Linked DNA regions of Homo sapiens: region 2 is linked to region 1. Evidence: chromatin contacts called from ENCODE Hi-C or POLR2A ChIA-PET data. All regions are on one chromosome and are shown on one strand. The core of a region is the stretch at or near the end of the contact, and the rest is flanking DNA. Distances in the headings are between cores, read along the strand shown.

Region 1 (6,264 bases), core at 3,184-5,683:
AGAGACCAGGTGATGAGTGAGTTGGGAAAACATGGGGAAAATGAATAGATGGGCCCGGGAGGAAGTACTTGCAGCAGGATCTAAGTTTAATTAGATCCCACTTGTCAATTTTTGCTTTGTTGCAATTGCTTTTGGCGTCGTCTTCATGAAATCTCTGCCCGTTCCTGGGTCCAGGATGGTATTGCCTAGGTTGTCTTCCAGGGTTTTGATAGTTTTGGGTTTTACGTTAGGGTCTCAATCCCTCTTTTTTTTTTTTTTTTTTTTTTGAGTTGGAGTCTCACTCTGTTGCCCAGGCTGGAGTGCATGGTGTGATCTCTGCTCACTGCAACCTCCGCCTCTCGGGCTTAAGCAATTCTCCTGCCTCAGTCTTCTGAGTAGCTGAGACTACAGGCGTGTGCTACCATGCCTGGCTAATTTTTGCATTTTTAGTAGAGATGGGGGCTTCACCATGTTGGCCAGGCTGGTCTCGAACTCCTGACTTCAGGTGATCTGCCCACCTCGGCCTCCCAAAGCGTTGGGATTACAAGCGTGAGCCACTGCACCTGGCCTTCCCTGGCTTGTTTTCTAATCGGCGCCCAGCACTGGAGCCGCCCGAGCTCATGACAGGTTTTAGGTGAAAGGACCTGACTTCTTCCTGCAGCAGAAGAGGCTCTGCTGCCACCCAAGGTCCACCTGGGGCTGCAGTGGGGTGCAGGGGCCCCCCCGATCACACCCATCCCTCTATGCTGCTCCGTCCCAGCCCCAGGTGCTCATTACCTCAGCAGAATCACTTCCCCATTTGGCAGTTTTGCATCAAAGTACTCAGAGAATTGGGGAATTTGGAGCTTTACTGTGGTTGGGCAAAGCCGAGGGTGCTGGCTGAGAGGAGAAGGTGGGTCTCCAGGGCCTGGGGACAGTCCTGCAGGCAACCACGCTGCGGCCAGAGTCACCAGCACCTGTGGGCTGCTTCAAAGACCCCACGTGGGAGGAGACCATTTTCTCTCTTCTGGCTCTTCTGAGGGAGGGGTGTGTGGGGCAGAGCTGCCCCCTCCCACTCACAGCTGTTGGGCTCCCTCTGCCCATCTCTGTGCCGCGGCCTGAGCCCTACAGCCTGCTTCAGGGGCTCTCTTGTCCAGGGAATTGCAGTGGGGCCATTGGAGAAAGAACAGAGCGCTGGCCGGGCGCAGTGGCTCACGCCTGTAATCCCAGCACACTGGGAGGCCAAGGCAGGTGGATCGTGAGGTCAGGAGTTCGCGATCAGCCTGGCCAACATAGTGAAACCCCGTCTCTACTAAAAATACAAAAATTAGCTGGGTGTAGTGGTGCGTGCCTGCAGTCCCAGTTACTTGGGAAGCTGAGGCAGGAGAATCACTTGAACCCAGGAGGCGGAGGTTGTGGTGAGCTGAGATCATGCCACTGCACTCCAACCTGGGCAATAGAGCAAGACTGTCTCAAAAGAAAAAAAAAAACGAAAGAGTGCTCAGTGTGCACGCTGCTGCCCCTGCCCATGGTTTGGGAGTGGCTGTGCTTCTCTACAGCTGTGTGGGTGAGTTGCAGCCTACAATATGCTCGAGTCCTAACCCCGGTATCTGTGAATGTGACTCTGTTTGGAAACAGGGTCTTTGCGGATGTGATTATCTAAGATGAGTCATACTTACCGAGGGGCCGTCCCTGAACCCAATGCCAGGTGTCCTTATAAGAAGGGGGAAATTTGGACACAGACACAGAGGAGAGACTGTGTGAGGGGGAAGGCAGGGATTGGAGCGATGCAGCCAGGCACCAAGGGACTCTGGGGGCCACCAGGAGCCGGAAGAGGAAGGAAGGAGCCTCCTCTAGAGCCTCTGGAGGGAGCAGGCCCTGCTGACAACTTGATTTTGGACTTTAGTTCTCCAGGATTGCAGGACCCTCAGTTTCTGTTGTTAGAGCCACCTGTTTTGTGGAAGCTAATGATAGCAGTTCCAGGACACGAATGCCACAGCTGTGAACAGGTTCTAGGAGAATTGCCACCCCAGAAGCGGAAATGATGATCCAGGTGCCTATGCACCTCCCTGCTCCCAGAAGGAACTTGTGCTCAGATCTCCTGCGGGGACCCCGCTGACAACGTTGATCCAAAATCATGCCACTGCACCCCAGCCTGGGTGACAGAGCGAGATTCTGTCTCAAAAAAAAAAGAATACCAGTGGCACAGGACATGGTAAAATGGTTGAGTTATGGGATAGCGGGTGTTAGGGAAACCTCTGGAAATCATACTGGACTTGGGCTTCAACTAGTGTTCAGCATTGGTTTATGGTCCTCTCTTTCCCTTTCTCCTTTCCTTCCACCCCTTCCTTCTTTCTTCTTTGTGTACAGTCACATACACTGAAGCAAACTACCTACGAGGCACCACTTCATGAGTTTTGCCAGACACATACACTTGTTAACCCGAATCCCTATCAAGATAAAGAACATTGTTTAAAATCTTTTAAAAAACAGATTCCTGACCAGGTGTGATGGCTCATGCCTGTAATCCCAGCAGTTTTGGAGGTCAAGGTGCACCCGGCCAATTTCACATTTAAAAAAGAAAAACACATTTTTTACTTCCTTTTAAAAAAATGAAAGATTTAGTAATCTGGGGCTCACCATCCTCAGAGCCTGGAAGTGGCGGGGGCTGAAGGCTGTTGCCCCTTGGTTGTGGCACGCCTCTGCATTTAACCATCATTCCCACCTGCCCACTTCACTCATCTCTTTCCTGGGTCTGGGCCCTGTAGCTCTTTGAGATTTCAACTCCCGGCCTGTATAAAAACCATCCTCAAGACAACAACAATCCAAAGGAGGCCAACATGTTGCAGAACCTACGCAGTTGTGCAACATGGTGGCCCAGGTCCAAGCACCTCTCCTCAACCTGGAGCTCACAGAGCAAAGGAGACTATAGGTGTGAAGGTCCCAGAGAGAACAGTGGGAGGTGAGATGGGTTATACATTCAGGACAGTCTGCCGGGTGGGATTAGGATTGCAGGCATCACCACCACCCTGTCTGCACCAGTGGCAGACATAAGCAATCGATGGCAGCACTGTCTCTCCCAGCCCGGGTTTTTCAGTCTTGGTCACTGGGATTGGGGGCTGGATAATTCTTCACTGTGGGGTTAATTGGTTGTTTCCTGTGCATTGCAGGATGCTTAGCAGCATCCTTGGCCTCCACCGACTGGAGGCCAGCAGCAACCTCCCCGTTAGTTAATTGTGACAACCCAAAAATATTTTACGCCAAGTTTGTCCGACCTGTGGCCCAGTGCAGCTTTGAATGAGGCCCAACACAAATTTATAAACTTTTTTTTTTTTTTTGAGATGGAGTCTTGCTCTGTTGCTCAGGCAGGAGTGCAGTGGCGTAATCTCAGCTCACTGGAACCTCTGCCTCCTGGGTTCAAGAAATTATCCTGCCTCAGCCTCCCAAGTATCTGGGACTACAGGCAGGCACCACCACGCCTGGCTAATTTTTGTATTTTTAGTAGAGACGGGGTTTCACCATGTTGGCCAGGCTGGTCTCGAACTCCTGACCTCAGTGATCCACCCACCTCAGCTTCCCAAAGTGCTGAGATCATAGGCATGAGCCACTGCATCCAGCCCAAATTCGTAAACTTGCTTAAAACATTATGAGATTTTTTTTGTGATTTTCTCTTAGCTCATCAGCTATTGTTAGTGCATTTGATGTGTGGCCCAAGACAATTCTTCTTCCAGGGTGGCCCAGGAAAGCCAAAAGATTGGACACCCCTGTTCTAAACATTGCTGTATCCCCTGGTTAAGAACTAAGTCCAGCTGCAAACACCAGGCTGCAGGCAGGCAGCATCATCACTGGGAGCTGGTGGTGCGAAGCCTCTCTCCCGTGTCTGCTGGGGTGTGGACCGTGTGGCTTTGCATATGTGTGCTCTGTGAGGTGCCTGGGTGATGCTCCCCCTTCCAGGCCCTGCATGGCTGGCGTTATCTCGAAACGCTGGCAGCCATCCTGGCTCCCATCGTCCCTGTGAGGATTAAAGGGCAGGGCTGACTCCTTAAAGGGCCCCACCCCAACCTCCCTGCCCTCCTCCCTCCCTGCTTCCAGGAACCGCGCCTCCAGGGGTGGCTCACAGGGGAGCCTGCCGTGTCCCAGGTGAGGGCAGGTGCGTGTCAGAGCAGCTCAGAGGAGCAACTGGACCGTATGACACCCATTATCTCCAATTGTACAGGTGCCAACCTGCCCACAAAGGGTGCAGCATGTTCTGGAGAGAAAGAGGAGCCCCCGGGGCACCTCCATTCCCATCCCACTCATGAACCCAGCCCCCAGGGCTTAGTGACTTTACATCAACGGCAGCTCTGCCCCAGCTGCACCCTCCCATGCTGGATGAAAAAGAGGCTGGTGGCTGATGTAAGAGGCAGACATGATTCAAGCAGGAAGTATGAGTTACAGCCCTGCCCGGCAGCTCCGTTTGGAAAGGCGGCTGCATCTGCACCAGGTGGCGGCAAGGCAATTAGAGCAATTAGTGGGGCCTTGTGTAGCTCTGTGGAAGGAGGACCTGAAAGAGACCCACAGAAAAGGGAAGCCCCCTCCTCCCGGAGCCCTTACAAATGCACGTGGGCACAGAAGTGGGAAAGAAAACAAGAGCCGCCCTGCAGGCACCTCCCAGGACAGGCCCCGTTGGGGCTGGGTGGGCGCCGCCGGGCTGCTGGGGAAATGATTCTGGGAGGCAGAAGACCTGACTGCAGTCTTCTGCAGGACAGCGTGGGGATGTAAGGCAGTGGGCTTTTTAAAGAGCTGTGGGCCGTGCCCCGGCTGCAAAGGGAGGGGCCTGGGGTGCCGGGAGGCCCGGCTGCAGCTTTACCTGGCTGTATGTTGGACAGGGGCTGCGGGTGTCTGCGCAGAACACGGCTCCTTTGAGAGAACTGTCGGTGCCACTTTTGTTTCCGACACATGTATGCGTATGTCTGTGGATTTCTGAACGTGAGTCATGGTAAGGGAGGTTGACAGATGTCGTCCTCAGCCACACGCCCCTTGACCACAGTGGTGTGTCTTGGTCACCTTCGTGTCCTAGGTACCCTAAAGCTGCCTCCTCCTCCGTGTGGGGAGGGAGTGGGGCTGCAGTGACTTCACTGGAAGAGCATGTTCTTGGAGGGGGCGAGGTAGGGGCAGGGGCCTCTCTGGGTGTCCTGTGCGTCTGCTCTCCACTCTGATGCCTGGCCCTCTGCGGCCTCCTTGCTCGTCCCTGGAGGCTTCGTGGTCCTGGCCCCTGGGGGGCTGCTGCTCCCACAGCTTCTATTGCCCCCACTCCCCCAGGCTGGGCTCCCACCTCACCCCACCATCCTCCGGAGCAGGGGAAACTGCGCCCTGTTCATCCAATGTAAATGAGGATTCTGACAGCCATCGAGCTCAGCTTGGCCTTCTCAGACTTCCACTGGGAGAACTCAGGGTCCAATTAAACTCCAGAACCAGGTGAGCTGCACCTTCTCAGGTATCAAAACACAGGGCCCGCCAGGCACGGTGGCTCACACCTGTAATCCCGTAAGTTTGGGAGGCCGAGGCAGGTGGATCACCTGAGGTCAGGAGTTCGAGACCAGCCTGGCCAACATGGTGAAACCGCTTCTCTATTAAAAATACAAAAAATTGGCCTGGCATGGTGGCTCATGCCTGTAATCCCAGCACTTTGGGAGGCCGAGGCGGGCGGATCACCTGAGGTCAGGAGTTCGAGACCAGCCTCAACATGGAGAAATCCTGTCTCTACTAAAAATACAAAATTAGCCAGGCCTGGTGGTGCATGCCTGTTGTCCCAGCTACTCGGGAGGCTGAGGCAGGAGAATTGCTTGAACCTGGGAGGTGGAGGTTGTGGTGAGCTGAGATCGTGCCACTTCACTCCAGCCTTGGCAACAAGAGTGAAACTCTGTCTCAAAAAAAAAAAAAAAAAAAAATTAGCCCGGTATGGTGGTGCATGCCTGTAATCCTAGCTACTTGGGAGGCTGAGGTAGGAGAATCGCTTGAACCCGAGAGGCGGATGTTGTAGCGAGCCAAGGTCGCGCCACTGTACTCCAGCCTGGGTGACAGAGCAAGACTCTATCTCAAAAAAAAAAAAAAAAAAAAAGGCCAGGGGTCCATGCACCAAGGTCAGGGCGGGGAGAGCCCCTGCCTGGGGAGTGTGTGTGGATCTCACAACTCTCAGTTCCTTCCCAGCTGGGTGAGCCACAGGCAGATGGGCAGGTGGCAGGGCTATGATGACCACTATGACATGGGAGGAAGCGGGCCACAGAGAGGCCTGGTGCCTCGCCCTCAGCAACATGGCTGGGCGGC
Region 2 (6,637 bases), core at 2,006-4,505, 91 kb before region 1:
CCCAGCCTAGTTAATATTTTTCTTTAAATTGATTAGCTCGAAAAATTTTTAGCCTTGTCCTGGGTGATGGTATTCACTAATGATAAAGTTTGTTTTAAAACAGATTGAAACAAAAACCTCAAATCCCTAACTAATAACATTTAAGAATGTTGACTCATGTACCACCCAGCACTCTCCTTGAACGTCCCTGTCCGACCCCAAGCCCAAGGGCGGAGAGAAACCTGCCCAAACCGCAGCTCTCCGCCCAGCGATCCATAGGCTTCCCTGTATCCAGCGCAGCTCGAAAAGATGGTGGGGACAACAGTGTCGCCTTTCTCCAAGATCAGCTGAGAAAAGGCTTTGAGGGAGAAGGAGAAATTCCAAAGAAATGTAGTTTATTTATTCAGCAGCATACAAAAGAATTCCAGGGCAGAAGGAGTCAACGCAAGCCTCACATGTGCGGACGGATGAGGCTTCAACCTGTGTTAACAATGGTGGAGGCTGGTCCAGATGGAGCTGGGACCAGCCCTTCCTCGCGGTTCAAGGAGACGTTTGATCTGTACGTGGCCTTCGCCTTGATGCTGGCTTCGGGGTGGCCTCCTGGGACTGGGACCAGATCACCCCCTGCCGCCCCATCTGCCTGCTCAGGAACTTCACAAGGCCACGGTTCTGAGAGCTCTGACGCCCCATCCTCTTCCTCCACGCGGCTCCACAGCCAGAGGAAACCTGGGCAGGGGTTGTTTTCCCAGCCAGCCTCCACCTCCCACACCAGGTGGTCCCACCTCTTGGTGGGAAAGAAAAGAGCTGATTGTGAAGGACCCTTTACCCAAGGGCTGTTTTCCTCCCGGGGAAGGTTCTGGAGCATTTCTTCTCCATGGGGTAAGTCAGAATTTTCTAGGCAAACCACAGGGGAGGAATGATGCCCGGGACAGGGGAGGAAGTGCCACCGCGGACTGAGCTCTGGTCCTGATGCTGATCTCTGGGCTCATCCCCTCAGCTGAAAATAAAGAGTTAGACTCTTTTTTTTTTTTTTTTTTTTTTTTTTTTTTTTTGAGATAAAATCTCGCTCTGTTGCCCAGGCTGGAGTGCAATGGTGCGACCTCGGCTCACTGCAACCTCCGCCTTCCAGGTTCAAGTGATTCTCCTGCCTCAACCTCATGAGTAGCTGGAAGTACCGGCGCCCACCACCATGCCTGGCTAATTTTTGTATTTTTAGTAGAGACGGGATTTCACCATGTTGGCCAGGCTGGTGTCAAACTCCTGACCTCAAGTGATCTGCCCACCTTGGCCTCCCAAATTGCTGGGATTACCGGCGTGAACCACCGCACCTGGCCGAGTTAGACCTTTGAGAAATTAAAAGACCTTAAGAGGCTGGGTGCGGTGGCTCACGCCTGTAATCCTAGCACTTTGGGAGGCCAAGGCGGGCTTATCACTTGAGGTCAGGTGTTCAAAACCAGCCTGGCCAACATGATAAAACCTCATCTCTACTAAAAATACAAAAATTAGCCAGGCGTGGTGGCGGGTGCCTGTAATCCCAGCTACTCAGGAGGCTGAGGCAGGAGAATTGCTTGAATCTGGGCGGTGGAGGTTGCAGTGAGCTCAGATTGTGCCACTACACTCCAGGCCGAGTGACACAGCGAGACTCATCTCAAAAAAAAAAAAAAAAAAAAAAAAAAGACCTTAGGAGGTAAAAGGCCCAGCCTTGGGAGCAAGAGTCTGTGCTTCATGGGCCAGGGAATGGGAAGAGACTTGAACAACTCTCTCGCCTAGAGGCTCCTAGCCTAGGACTTCTGGGAGCTTCTCCCATAGCACAGTGTATCAGAGAGCCCCACAGTTGGACTCCTGGGTTCAGAGCCCAGATCCACCACTCCTGAGCTGCGCACCTCTGAGCCTCAGCTTCCTCGCCTGTGAAATGGAGATATTAAACATCCACAGTAGCCCAGGTATGGTGGCTCACACATGTAACCCCAGCACTTAGGGAGACTGAGGTGAATAGATCACCTGAGGTCAGGAGTTCAAGACCAGCCTGGCCAACATGGCAAAACCCCGTCTCTACTAAAAATACAAAAATTAGCTGGGTATCGTGGCACACTCCTGTAATCCCAGCTACTCAGGAGGCTGAGGCAGGAGAATCGCTTGAACCCAGGAGACGGAGGTTGCAGTGAGCCGAGATCGTGCCACTGCACTCCAGTCTGGGTGACAGCTCGAGAATCCGTCTCCAAAAAAAAAAAAAAAAAAAAAATCCACACTAGAGCAGCATTCTCACCATGTAATGGAATAAGGAGCATGTCTGGTTCTTGGTGAAATGTGCAGTTGAGTTTAAGGCCCAGCTGTGGCCAACACTCACACACTCAAGTCTGCTGTGGAAGGCACAGGCTGCTGCTGCCCGTCACGAAACGAAAATCCACCAGCCCAATCACTAAGGTTAAAATCGCTTTTTGTTGCTGCGGGTGCTTTCTGTCAGGTGATTCCCAGAGAGAGCTATTACCTTCTGGGAGCCCATGAAATTTTAGAATGATGGCCTTGTGATGGAAAATGCTAGAAGTGTGGTTGAATCTAATTCCTGATTGGTGGGCAGTGCAGGGCAGGACAGGGCCATGGTGGCCTCAGGCTCAAGGGCAGATGGCCTTGGCTTCAAATCCCAGCTCTGCCACTCCCCCGCGGACTCAGCAGTTCTCACCCAGGGACGGGCTCACCTGCAGCTTCTGGGCTGCTTTCCTGGTTTCCTCCAGTTAAGGAACAAGTTGTCCTGAATTAGGGCAGGAAAGACCAGAGTCACGTAGTCCCCATCATCTCTCCTGGTTCCAGGCTGGTCCGGGCCCTGCTGTGGGACTGACTCGGCAGAGACCCTCCAGGAATGCCTGCCACGGTCACTCCCTGGGGACCCAGCTGGCTTCTATGCAGTGCTCAGGGCTCCAAGGGTGCATTTCCAGAAAGAGCCAGATGGACACGATGTCCTTTTCTGCCCTGGCTTCCAGAGTCACAAAGCACTGCTCCTGCGGCATCCTGTTTACCACTCCCGTCAGGAGCACCTGCCCAGGCTCAGGGCAAGGGGACATCACCCTACACCTCGGCGGAAGGGGTTCAAAGAAGCGACAGCCCTCCACATAAATTATCACACTGAATCTTCCAATCACTCCACGGGGCAGGGCCTGTGATTCATCTGTCTTGCACACACAGGAAAACCAAAGCTCAGAGAGGCAGAGAAGGCCTTGCCCGAGCACACAGCTGGCAGGTGAAGAGCCCGTTTTTAAACCCAGGAAGTGGGTCCACGCAGCCTGAAGTCCCAGTCATCCTGGCGCCCACCTCCCGCATGCAGTCAGAACCCAGGCTGAGCTCCAGCCCCTGCTGCACATTTCTGAGCTTTTCAGCAGCTTAGAGGGAAACACAGGCAGTGTCTGTAACCAAAACCACATCAGGCGCTGCCTGGAAGCCTGGACCCCCACCCCCACCCCCAGCACCATCCCATCTGCACAGGCCCCTACCAGTGCCGACCTGTCACTATGCACTCAGCTCCCAGCACGCAGGCACAGCCCCAGTGTGGTCCTGGTGACCCCGGGCAGACAATTCCAGAATGGAGACCTCAAGGCTTCGCCTTTGACCCTCTCACCATAGCCAGAAGTTTTGGCAAAAACTGCCCACAGAGGGTCCCCACCCTCCATGCCTGGACAAGCCGCAAGCTCCTCAGGCTGCTGGGGTCCCCCCTCCTCCCTGCCTTCGCAACAGTCAGAGCTACCGGGGAATTGGCTGCCTTGTGGAGGTGGAAACAGCCCACCAGGTCCAGGGGATCCAGGGAACGGCTCTGTGCCCTGTGGGGGCTCTTCTAGCTTTGGCAGCAGCAGCGGCAGCACCTACTGAGCCCCACGCCCACGTGGCAGGCACTGATGGAAGCCCATTACCGCCACCACACTGCCTGTCGTACACCTGGGGAAACTGAGACTCTAAGAGGACAAAGCAAGGGCGGAGTTAGGCTGGGTGGGGCTTGACGCTCATAAAATGTGGGGTCCTGTTTAAGAGAAAGAAGACAAAACCAGGAACAGAGCGTGGCTCACGCCTATAATCCCAGCACTGTGGGAGGCTGAGGCGGGCGGATCACCTGAGGTCAGGAGTTTGAGACGAGCCTGACCAACATAGAGAAACCCCATCTCTATTAAAAACAGAAAAGTAGCCAGGCGTGATGGCGCATGCGTGTAATCCCAGCTACTAGGGAGGCTAAGGCAGGAGAATCGCTTGAACCTGGGCGGTGGAGGTTGTGGTGAGCCGAGATCGTGCCATTGCACTCCAGCCTGAGCAACAAGAGTGAAACTCTGTCTCAAAAACAATAAATAAATAAAAGAAAAGTGGAACAAGTCACCAACCCACTTCCACCAGCAAAGGCTTGTGGTGCTTTCCACAGGTAGCTGGGCCATCCGTGCTCAGATAATGGATGTGATGGTCTTCAGCCTCATTGGTGTGCTCACCGGTGTCCCATTCTAGCTGCCTGAGGATCACCACATGCATAAAGGAAGGGCCCTGATTTGCTTTGGGGGCCCTGAGGGGGAGCAGTTTTCTGTAACCACATGGCTGCTCCAGCCCTCATGCATCTTAGAGACAGGACAGGAACTCCTGGGGACGATGAGGCAACACACAGGCATCCTCTTCTCAGCCCAAGGCAGAAAGCTTAATTGGCAAGAAACCTACCCGCAGTGGCATGGCTGGAGCCTGCCACTCCCCTGACTGATTCCTGCAGCCTTGGGGAGGGAAGGAAGAGCCCGCACCTCGGAACGGGCCAGGCCTCAGTGGCCCTGACTGGCAACGTGGCTTTGGGCAAGTTTTTTATATCTGTCTGTCTATCTTCATCAGTAAACTAGAAATACTTCTCAAAGGGTTGTTCTGAAGATTTGAAGTAGTTGCTCAGAAAGTGACTGGCACATCTGTGCCCTGGGGATGTGTGGCAGGCAGGAGGAGACGGACGTCTCACTGCACACCCGCCTGTTACCCACGTGCACCAGACTGATGTCTCACTGCACACCCGCCTGTTACCCACATGCACAAGCAGTCTGCTCCTTCACAGCCCAGCTAGAGCGTGCAATGGGATGTCAACCCAGCTAGACCATGCAGTGAGATATTACTTGGCAATCAGAAAGGACACAGCTCTAACTCATGCTGCGGTGTGGGTGAGCCTCAAAAGCGCCGTGCTGAGTGAGAGACACAAGACACAAATGTTCCACATGTTACATGACTCAGTTCCTATGAAACCCACAGAGACAGAAGCAGCAGGGCGGGGGTGGGGACCATAGCTAAAAAGTACCAAGCTTCCCCCTTGAGGTGGAAGTTCTAAAATTGACTTGGGATGGCTGCACAACTGTGAATATACCCAAAACCATAGAACTGTACCCTTCAATTTTTATTTACTTTTTTTGTTTTTTGTTTTTTGTTTTCTTTTTGAGATGGAGTTTCACTCTTGTTGCCCAGGCTGGAGTGCAATGGCATGAGCTCAGCTCACTGCAACCTCTGCCTCCCGGGTTTAAGTGATTCTCCTGCCTCAGCCTCCCGAGTAGCTGGGATTACAGGCATGCGCCACCACGCCTGGCTAATTTTGTATTTTTAGTAGAGACATGGTTTCGCCATGTTGGTCAGGCTGGTCTCGAACTCCTGACCTCAGGTGATCCATCCGCCTCGGCCTCCCAAAGTGCTGGGATTACAGGCGTGAGCCACCGTGCCCAGCCTATTTACTTATTTTAAGAAAGGATCTCACTCCGTCACCGAGGCTAGAGTGCAGTGGTATGATCACAGCTCACTGCAGCCTCAACCTCCGGGGCTCAAGCCATCCTCCCACCTCAGCCTCCCAACTACCTGGGACCACAGGCGTGCACCACTGCACCTGGCTAGTTTTTGTATTTTTTGTAGAGTCAGGGTCTCGTTATGTTGCTTAGGCTGGTCTCAAACTCCTGGCCTCAAGCAGTCCTCCCACATCGGCCTCCCAAAGTGCTGGGATTACAGACATGATCCATTGCGCCCAACCAGGCTGTACACTTTAGATGGGAGAGTTGCATGGTATGTGAATTCTATCACAATAATGCTGTGGGTTTTGCTGCTGCTGCTGTTGTTTGAGACAGAGTCTCTCTCTCTGTTGCCCAGGCTGGAGTGCAATGGTGCCATCTCGGCTCACTGCAACCTCTGCATCCTGTGCCAAAGCAGTTCCTGTGTCTCAGTCTCCCGAGCAGCTGCGATGACAGGCACCTGCCACCATGCCTGGCTAATTTTTGTATTTTTAGTAGAGATGGGGTTTCGCCATGTTGGTCAGGCTGGTCTTGAACTCCTGACTTCAGGTGATCTGCCTGCCTTGGCCTCCCAAAATGCTGCGATTACAGGCATGAGCCACTGTGCCCAGCCTATAATGCTGTTTTTTTTTTTTTAATTAACTGGATAATTATAAACGTGAACATGCGTGCATAGAACTGATGCATGTGTCTGCCAGTGTGGACACTCCCGGGCTTCCTTCTGGTAGCTCAGCCACCTCTCTTGACCCTGACCCTCACTGCTTGATGTTAGGAGACAAGCCCAAGGCATCTGGGTTGCCAGCTTCCACCTTGGAAGGCCAGGGCCCAGCAAAGTCAAGGTGATGTGATGTGGCTGAGCAGGGAGGCCATCTTCCTTGCAGACAGGGACTCTGTCA

What was found. Hi-C counts contacts between places; a loop is a spot of excess contacts on that map. ChIA-PET counts read pairs that join two places held with the same protein, here RNA polymerase II (POLR2A). Pooled maps may share reads with other maps.
Region 2: a pooled map shows a loop between it and region 1 (8-fold over the local background). The contact joins two enhancer-like sites. A Hi-C loop is called at or near these places in 7 of 37 single-sample maps with no recorded cell type and 9 of 50 pooled maps. POLR2A ChIA-PET finds 5 or more read pairs at or near these places in 8 of 52 experiments (H1, activated B cell, activated CD4-positive, alpha-beta T cell and 4 more).

The regions. Positions count from the first base shown.
Region 1 is chr16:87,805,045-87,811,308 of GRCh38, reverse strand. No RefSeq gene overlaps it. Among named protein-coding and RNA genes, the nearest start is that of MIR6775, 26 kb to the left of the region's middle. RefSeq lists enhancers at 3,660-3,799, 3,850-3,969, 3,503-4,444, 4,050-4,449, 4,445-5,388 and 2 more and a silencer at 5,313-5,651. Within about 2 kb of position 4,433, at least 23 of the 41 ENCODE cell types and tissues checked have a DNase peak (open chromatin) inside an H3K27ac peak, as active enhancers do.
Region 2 is chr16:87,894,314-87,900,950 of GRCh38, reverse strand. The region is part of intron 5 of CA5A (carbonic anhydrase 5A); the gene reads left to right. Among named protein-coding and RNA genes, the nearest start is that of SLC7A5, 28 kb to the right of the region's middle. RefSeq lists an enhancer at 2,417-3,116. Within about 2 kb of position 3,255, at least 3 of the 41 ENCODE cell types and tissues checked have a DNase peak (open chromatin) inside an H3K27ac peak, as active enhancers do.